Linked DNA regions of Homo sapiens: region 2 is linked to region 1. A link is a contact called in ENCODE Hi-C or POLR2A ChIA-PET data. All regions are on one chromosome and are shown on one strand. Each heading gives the region's core, a stretch centred on a gene start or an enhancer-like site at or near the end of the contact. The rest is flanking DNA. Distances are from core to core; before and after follow the strand shown. Region 1 overlaps BTG1-DT (BTG1 divergent transcript). Region 2 has its middle 79 kb from the start of BTG1-DT.

Region 1 (4,113 bases), core at 912-3,411:
AAAAATGTACCAACTGCAAAGTGCAACAAAGCAAAGCACCATAAAACAAGGTATGCCTGTATTTAGACTGAGTAAGTGTATAACGTGATATCCGAGGACATACACATAACTTTACATATGTCATAATTTACTTATGTAATTTACATATTTTACATATGTAATTTACATAATTTACATATGTCATAACTTTACATATGTCACAATTTTAATTGCTAAAATTATTTCCCCATTTGACAAATGAGCACATAGGGGTTGAAAGAGTTTAAATAACTGGTGTCAAAAAGTGTGTAACAATAAGACTAACATTTGAGTGATTACCATGTGTTAGGCACCATGCCAGGCTGTTTATATAAATTATCTTAGCTCATCCTGACAGCAAAACTATACAGCTGGGTACTTTTCAATATTTCTCTATTTTAAAAATGAAAGAACTGAGGCACAGAGTGTAAATGATATGCCCAAAGTCTCTGGTACTTGGCAGAGGAAGAATTTGAACCCAAGGAGAATGATTCTAAAGCCCAGGTCCTATGCTGTATGTGGACACTGTGTCTTCACCAGCCCCTCCATCCCTGCCTCTGATTTCACAGGCACTCCACACACCCACTAACTGCCCTTTAGCATCCTGTAATTGTGATTCTATTATCTCGGCCATTTCCAATAGAATGCTTTCTTTAACTCTCTTACCAGTACTCTTATCACATCAAAACAGCAATAAAGTATGCTTATTTTTCCTGATTTCAGAGTTAATCTTTACAAAATGCTTTGGATATATGAAGCAAGTCTAGCAGCCAAAATATTATATAGGTTTCTACGATGTGTTCTGTTTGGGATTCCAGCAGCAAATCCACTCTGTTTTTTCTACATTGTTTGATCACAGTCAGTATTCTGCGTTTAGGCAGTTCTGAAGGGACCTTCTTATTTGTCACAATTATACAGTTGTAGTTTGATAAATGTTCAGCACCCTGGTACAACAATTGATTCTGTTTTTGTTGTTTTATCCCCCTTTTCCAGAATTGTATATTTCCACATATGCTGGACAATAGGCAGAAAGTGGAGACCCAAAGAACTTGTGATATGACGGACATAAGAAGCTTCAGTTGGCCTCAAATGTCAAATAATATCCTTCCTGAATAATCAAGAATGTCAAGCTTTTACTTTCTACATCTTGGACTGTACTTTGTACCAATCTCAAGTCCCATATGATGCACTTTCTAGGTGAAAAGTTTTTTTTTACAGACCTTAAATTTTTCTTTATTTACTTTTTAGAGTGATGGTATATATTAGTTTCACCACGTTAGTAATTCATGCTATATAAATGATAAGCCAAAGTAAGAAAAATAGTGAAATGAATTGCAAATCTAACTACATTTTTTAGTTTCCATAATCACCACAGAAATTGCTGTTAGTGCACTTGATCCAAGAAGAGTCATTCACAATCTCTCCCTTGCATGTTTCCCACCTGGATACAGATTCGTTTAGAGGTCAGCCTCTGACACAAGATCAGTCAATCCAATGCCTGCCATTATAGTTTTGGAAAGGTGCCTAAAAAGACATTAATTTTCCTCCAAATGACAGAAACTAAAGGCAGGTGAATGCGGCAGCTATTGGTGTACTTGGATGCTGAGGATCAGGCAGAGTGGCTTGGTAATGAGAGAGATGAATGAGACAGACACCCAGAGAGAAAGGAAATTAAGGAGCAGTAAAAGCATTTTACACCCCTCCCTCCACTCTGCCAACCCTCAGGGCTCATACACTTTTGCTAACTATATCACTTATGTGCTGTTGTATACCAAATTACCTCAAAACTAAGTGGCTTAACACAACAGCATGTATTATCCCACAATTTCTGTGGGCTGAGAATCTAGACAGGGAGTAGTTGGATCCCCTGTGTCAGAGTCTTCCACGAGTTTGCAGTCAAAGTCCTGACTGAGGTTGTGGTTTCATCTGAAATTTCAAATGGGGAAGGATCCTTTCCCAAGTTCACTCATATGGCTGCAGTAGGATTCAGTTTCCTGCAGACTGTTACACTAATAGCCTCAGTTTCTCACCACCTGTTGGCCAGAGGCTGCACTCAGTTTCTTGTCACATAAGCTTCTCAGCTCACAGCATGGCATCTGCCTTTGTCAGAGTGAAAAGAGAAAAAGCCACCAAGAAGGAAGTCATGGTCTAATCTTGGAGGAGAATCTTATGACTTTTGCTGCTCTCTTCTTGTTAGAAGCCACTACATCCAGCCTCTACTCATGGGAAGGAAATGACACAAGGTGTGGGTATCAGGAGGCAGAAATCTTTGAGAGCTGTTTTAAAAGCAACCTAACACACTGACATATTTCAGTCCTTAGGCACTGTAAAATAGCCCAAATATCCCTGCAGTACATCTGAATGCTTGCCTAAATTCTCCAAAATTCTTTTCTATTATTTACAATCAAAACTTCTTACATATATCGAATAGTTTAATTAAATCCAAATTTAGAATCAAGAGGCAATTGTATTATGAGAAAATATATTACTACATTTCTAAGTTCCTTTGTCACACATACACAAACACAACTAACAGAGTATTTAATAGTGATAAAGGCTGAGATATGAGAAAACAAAATACTAGGAATTCTTACTACTAGGAAAATAAATCCTATGAAGATGAAAATTGCTGAAATTTTCAAGTAGATAGTGAAAATACATGGTGGTTGTGGCATTTCTTCCTCTCCTCCCCTTCTTCCTCCTCCTCCTCCTCCTCATCCTCCTCCTCCTTCTTCTTTTAAAACCCTAAATACTTTCATGGAGGTCATTTATTTTTCCATGCTTTTCATTTTCTAAACATCTTAGTTTTCTCTCATCATCTTATACAGTGGAAAAAGTAAGCAAAAAAAATAGGATAACACTATGATAAATTTGAATGTTTCTCTGCTTCAGATTACAAGGTACGTTTTTGTGGTAATTATAAAAATTGAAAAAAAAATGGTGAAAACCCCTTATCTTGGGTTACTGTGTCAAGTAGGAAGTTGAGCAGCATTTCAAAAAACACCTTTAGCAAAAGTCCCCTCCCTGGTTTTTCCTGCAAACATTAACCTCAAGCGTTTAGTTCCTTCCATATTATTTATACATTTAACCTCAAAATTTTATTTAAGAAGTCACAAGAAGATCTAAGAAAAGGCCCAAATGTCAGCCATCTGTGGACCAGACCTGAAAATCTTCCTGGAGGAGATGAAAACCTCTCATTTCATAGAACTGAAAAAGGGCCATTGTATAGACCAGCAGCTGCGGTGCAGCTCCTCCAGGTCTCACCACTGAATCAGGAATCCTATAAATATGCACCTCAACCACATAAACAGTTTCTCTTCAGTTTCTGGATTGGAGTTTATCTTTGCTGTGCAGAATCAATTTAGCTTTGGACAGAAAAATTTGCAAGAAATCAAAAAAGCGGGTTTAAAAAGCAAACAAAGAGACAGGATGGGCACGATTTCCTAAACATACCAGAACAGAGCCATGTGTTGGATGCTATATAAGAAAGCAAAGAAATTCCCAAAAGATTACCTCAAGTTGGTTTCTCATTTTGGTAAAGATTTCTTGTGTCTCTTGGTTCTATCAATTTAAATAGAGCCTGAAAGATACAATGACAGTATAAACTATGTCCAAAAGACCTCCGAATCGGAAAGGGAAGTTTGGTGCCTCCCAAAAGGAGGGTGAGGGGCAGGAGAATATGGTGAATATATATCACTTTTCGCAGGCGCCTCTTCTGGATTTTGACCGTTATAAAGCAGAACAAATAGATAAAGAAAGAAGACTCACAAATGGCTTTTTTCATTAAGATGATATACCTTTCATTTCTACTTTTTCTCAGTTGATAAGCCCCAAAATAACACAGAGACACTGAAAAAAGCCTTCTTACAACCTTCTTACAATTTTCTATACTGCCAGTTTCACCAGCCTTTTAGGTGTTGGTTGGGACCCTACTGGCCTCTAACGCTGGTTTTTTCAGTAGTGTATCCACCAACTGGTTCTGATTGGCACTTTTCATCTTCAAATATGCGATGTTCTGCCTCACTGACAATGGCAGATGGGCCAGTAAATCTCAATCTTGACCTCACATTAGGATCACCTGGGAAAGTGTTAGAA
Region 2 (4,113 bases), core at 613-3,112, 40 kb after region 1:
TGGCTGACAGGCTTTCCAGCCAGATGGGAGATCCTACATAGAAATGAGTTGGGATAAAAAAGCAAAAATAACATTTTCTTCACCATACCTGTAGTCATGATGCCTAAAAAAAACCCCAACCTGCATTTTATAAGCTTCAGTATTTTCATATCATCTCACTATATTTCATGTCATCCAATAGCATGCTTATATCATCCAACAATATTTTTAGCTTTTTAACAAGATAGTTTTGCTATCTGATTTGACCTTTTTATTTGACGTATATATATTTTTAAGAAACAACTGTCAGGTGAAATATTTTGATTATACATTTTGAATCCATGATTTAAGTATGTCTGACAGTCATAAATGTCCCAGAAGGCAATGAGATTCATGTCCCAAATTTTATAGCTTTATGTTTAAATTCTGCAGCCAAACTAAGTATTTCTTTTTTTCCTGAAGATAATTAAATATTATTATAGTGGCTGTTTCTGCCTGAAACAATTTCTTTGACTTGACATTTATTACTATATTTTCAGCCAGGGAAACACAGTGTTCAACTTTCCAAAGTCCAGATTTCCACACATGTACTATATTATTTTCATCTCAAAATAAAGGAAACTACTTGTACCTTGAAAAAGAAGAGGCTCAGTCAGGCACAGTGGCTCATGTCTGTAATCCCAGCACTTTGGGAGGCCAAGGCAGGAGGATTGCTTGAGCCCAGAAGTTTGAGATCAGCCTCGGCAACAAAACAAGACCCTATCTCTACAAATAATAAAAATAAAAAATTAGTTGGGCACAGTGGCACAAACCTATGATCCTAGCTACTCGAGAGGCCGAGGTGGGAGGATCATTTGAACCCAGGGGGTTGAGACTGTAAGGAGCCATGGTTGTGCCACTGTACTCCCGCCTGTGTGACAGGGCGAGACCCTGTGTCAAAAGAAAAATAAAGCAGAGGCTCAGCTTTTCAAATTGTAGGATCCTTTTTTTTTTTCCACTACCATAAGGCGTTCTGATTAAATCTACCTTAGTTACAGGGTCTGGTTTATGGATGGAGACAATAGGTAGCATAGTAGCTGAAAAAGAGAGAGAGAGAGACAAAGTTTATATTAACATTTAGTGGTTTTATTGCAACAATCTTCCACTGAGTTTATAAAACAAAGCTCTTTGCCTAAGCTCTTTTACGTAACTATCTATAGTTATAGTTTTATCAAAGACTTCTTTCTTGGGTTTGTATTGGGGTTTTTTGTTTATTTTGTTTGCCTGTTTATATATCTCTATATATATATTTTTAATTATACTTTAAGTTCTAGGGTACATGTGCACAACGTGCAGGTTTGTTACATATGTATACATGTGCCATGTTGGTGTGCTGCACCCATTAACTCATCATTTACATTAGGTATATCTCCTAATTGCCTGTTGTTTTTAATGCATATACCTAATCCCACATTTCTTGATGTCATTTTGCAAAGGAAAAGTTTGAATTTTCTGAGACTTTCTTTTTGAGAGAACACAGTAGCAACATTTAATCTCATCTTTGGATCCCAATCCAGCCACTGGTATGCTTTGATACCAAGTAGGAAAAGGAAGTGCTTAAAAATGTAAAAGGCTCTCCCTCCCTTTGTTTATTTACTCCTTTTCTCTATTTTTATTCTGGCATGCTCTGTCTCAGTGACTCAGGGGAAGGATGATGTCAAGCTGTTGTCAAGCCAATTGCATGGAAAGAGAAGAATTAACGTGTTCTCCCTTCAAAATGATGGATTCCATGGCTCCACATTCATCATCTGGCTCATGATTACCAACTCTTTGCAGTCCATTGCAGGGTGACCTCGTTAGCACTATCTGTGCACTTTCTGTGATAGCGGGCTGCCTGGAGGCCCTGCATGTGTGGTTCGGGTTAATGAGGGTCTGAGTCATCAAGTTAGAAACTCACCTTTCCAGCCATCAGATCCAGAAATGCTAGAAAAAGGCACAGGGCTCATAATCAGACATGCCATGTTGACGAAAGAGTAATGTCTCATCCTGGTGAGATCGTCCACAGGACCTGTGCTGAATAATTGTCAGGCAGCCATGAGACCACAGTAAGCTCCCATACTATCTAGAGGTCAATTTATCATCCAAGATGGCCTGCTTTGCAGATTGCTGCATGCATACCCTCTGCAGCACCAGGTAGCAGGCAGCAGGAGAGGTAGCCCCACAATAACACAGCATGTGTCCCTAGAGCATCTTCTTATTGAAATGGGAGATTTAAAACCTTTTAAAGAAAACTAATGGTCCTGTTTGCTGTCTAAGGATAAAGACGAGTACATTTTAATGGTGAAATAAAGAAACTTCAAATAAATTTTTCACTTGAAGCTGGCCTTCTGAGTCCCTCTCTCAAACCTGCCCCCATCTCACAGTTTCCCACTCCCCTGCTGCTCAGGATACTTCAGTGGGAAAGTTTAAACAAAACACACTAAGACAGTGTTTTCCAAACAGTGGGTCATGACCCATTAGTGGACTGTGAAAATAAATTTAGTAGATCACAACCAACATTAAAAAATAAAAAAAAGAAATAGGAGCTGGGTGCAGTGGTGTGTGCCTGTAGTCTCAGGTACTTGGGAGGCTGAGTGGGGAGGATTGCTTGAGTCTAGAAGTTCGAGGCTGCAATGATCTATGATGGTGCTTGTGAATAGCCACGGAGTCTAGCCTGGGCAACATAGCAAGACCCTGTATCTAAAAAAAAAATAAAAATAAGAAAAGAAATAAAATAGAACATCTGGATTGCAATGAAATGCATTCTTTATTGGATATAGTGATAAAAACTCTTTCAAAGCTGTTGCCCTAAGTGATAAATTTTGGTAACTTCTTCCTATATAAAATAATTATTTAAAAAATCCTGAAAATGAATAAAACAAATGTTTTATGATGATTGATACTAGCCATATCTGGTGATTAACAGGAGTAATAAGGAATAACATGCTCACTCCAACGCTCATAAGCCTTATCACCTAGATATTTTTTCTTGAAGCAATCTCCACATTCTCCATAGTGGAGACTATAACTGATTCAGGGTATGGTGGAGCATGTGTGTGTGTGTGTGTGTGTGTGTGTGTGTGTGTATGTTTGCATGTGAGTATGTAATCTGGCTCCTGTGGAAAGAAAACACATTGCTGGAAGATGAAATCACTGGACATAATTCTTTATTTCAAGCCTTTTCAGTTACACAGCTTCTTTTAAAAGTTTGACATGCAAAATTGTTAAATATCAAAATGCAAATCATGTAATTTCTCTTCCAGATGTCCTGCTTAGCTGCATATTTTTTCAGCCTGTGTATGTAACCCCAATGCTCAGTAACATAGCTTTCTGTTCAAATCATCTGTTTCTATGACCTTTGCCTTTATTGATTCGTTTTCTTTTTTCCTATTTTTAATGTTGCCTTTGAGATTAAAGTCATTTTTCTTCTGCAATAGTAAGTGAACAGTGACTTTGCTACTAGGAAATAAATTTTTTGATAAGGAAAAAAACGATTGGTAGCTCCATAAAGTGTTTTATTGTCGTTGTTTTTGCTGTTGTTAATGAACCTACTCAGAGAGCAATGAGATGTAAACACTGTCTCCCTCTCGCATAAAAACAAAGGTTATATAGCTAGAACCCAAAATGATCTAAAGAATAGCTAAAATGTATTGAGCACTTATTATGTGCCTAGAAATTTGCTCAGCTCTTTAGAGGTTTAGAGCGGTTTGGATGTCCTGCTCAAATCTCATGTTGAAATGTAATTCCCAGTGTTGGAGGTGGGGTCTGGTGGGAGGTGATAGGATCATGGGGGTGGATTTCTTATGAATGGTTTAGCACCATCTCCCTGGTGTTGTCCCTGTGATAGTGAGTGAGCTCTCACCAGATCTGATCATTTTAGAATGTGTGGCGCCTCCCCTCTCTCTCTTGATCCTGCTTTCTTCATGGAGTGTCTGCTCCTGTTTCGCCTTCCACCATGAGTAAAAACTGCCTGAGGCCTCCTCAGAAGCAGGTGCAGCTATGCTTCCTGTACAGCCTGCAGAACCATGAGCCAATTGAACTTCTTTTCTTATAAATCACCCAGTCTCAGGCATTTCTGTATAGCAAAGTAAGAACACCTAATACAGAGGTATTATC

The links. Hi-C counts contacts between places; a loop is a spot of excess contacts on that map. ChIA-PET counts read pairs that join two places held with the same protein, here RNA polymerase II (POLR2A). Pooled maps may share reads with other maps.
Region 2: a loop to region 1 is called in a map of breast epithelium, with 20 times the contacts of the local background. The contact joins two enhancer-like sites. A Hi-C loop is called at or near these places in 6 of 168 maps with a recorded cell type or tissue (B cell, CD4-positive, alpha-beta memory T cell, Right ventricle myocardium inferior and 3 more), 1 of 37 single-sample maps with no recorded cell type and 6 of 50 pooled maps. POLR2A ChIA-PET finds 5 or more read pairs at or near these places in 3 of 52 experiments (K562, activated B cell and activated naive CD4-positive, alpha-beta T cell).

Annotation. Positions count from the first base shown.
Region 1 is chr12:92,183,115-92,187,227 of GRCh38, forward strand. It overlaps BTG1-DT (BTG1 divergent transcript), which reads left to right. Exons shown (of 3, transcript NR_135036.1): 3 at 1,012-2,670. Among named protein-coding and RNA genes, the nearest start is that of BTG1-DT, 39 kb to the left of the region's middle. Within about 2 kb of position 2,162, at least 5 of the 41 ENCODE cell types and tissues checked have a DNase peak (open chromatin) inside an H3K27ac peak, as active enhancers do.
Region 2 is chr12:92,223,134-92,227,246 of GRCh38, forward strand. No RefSeq gene overlaps it. Among named protein-coding and RNA genes, the nearest start is that of BTG1-DT, 79 kb to the left of the region's middle. Within about 2 kb of position 1,863, at least 3 of the 41 ENCODE cell types and tissues checked have a DNase peak (open chromatin) inside an H3K27ac peak, as active enhancers do.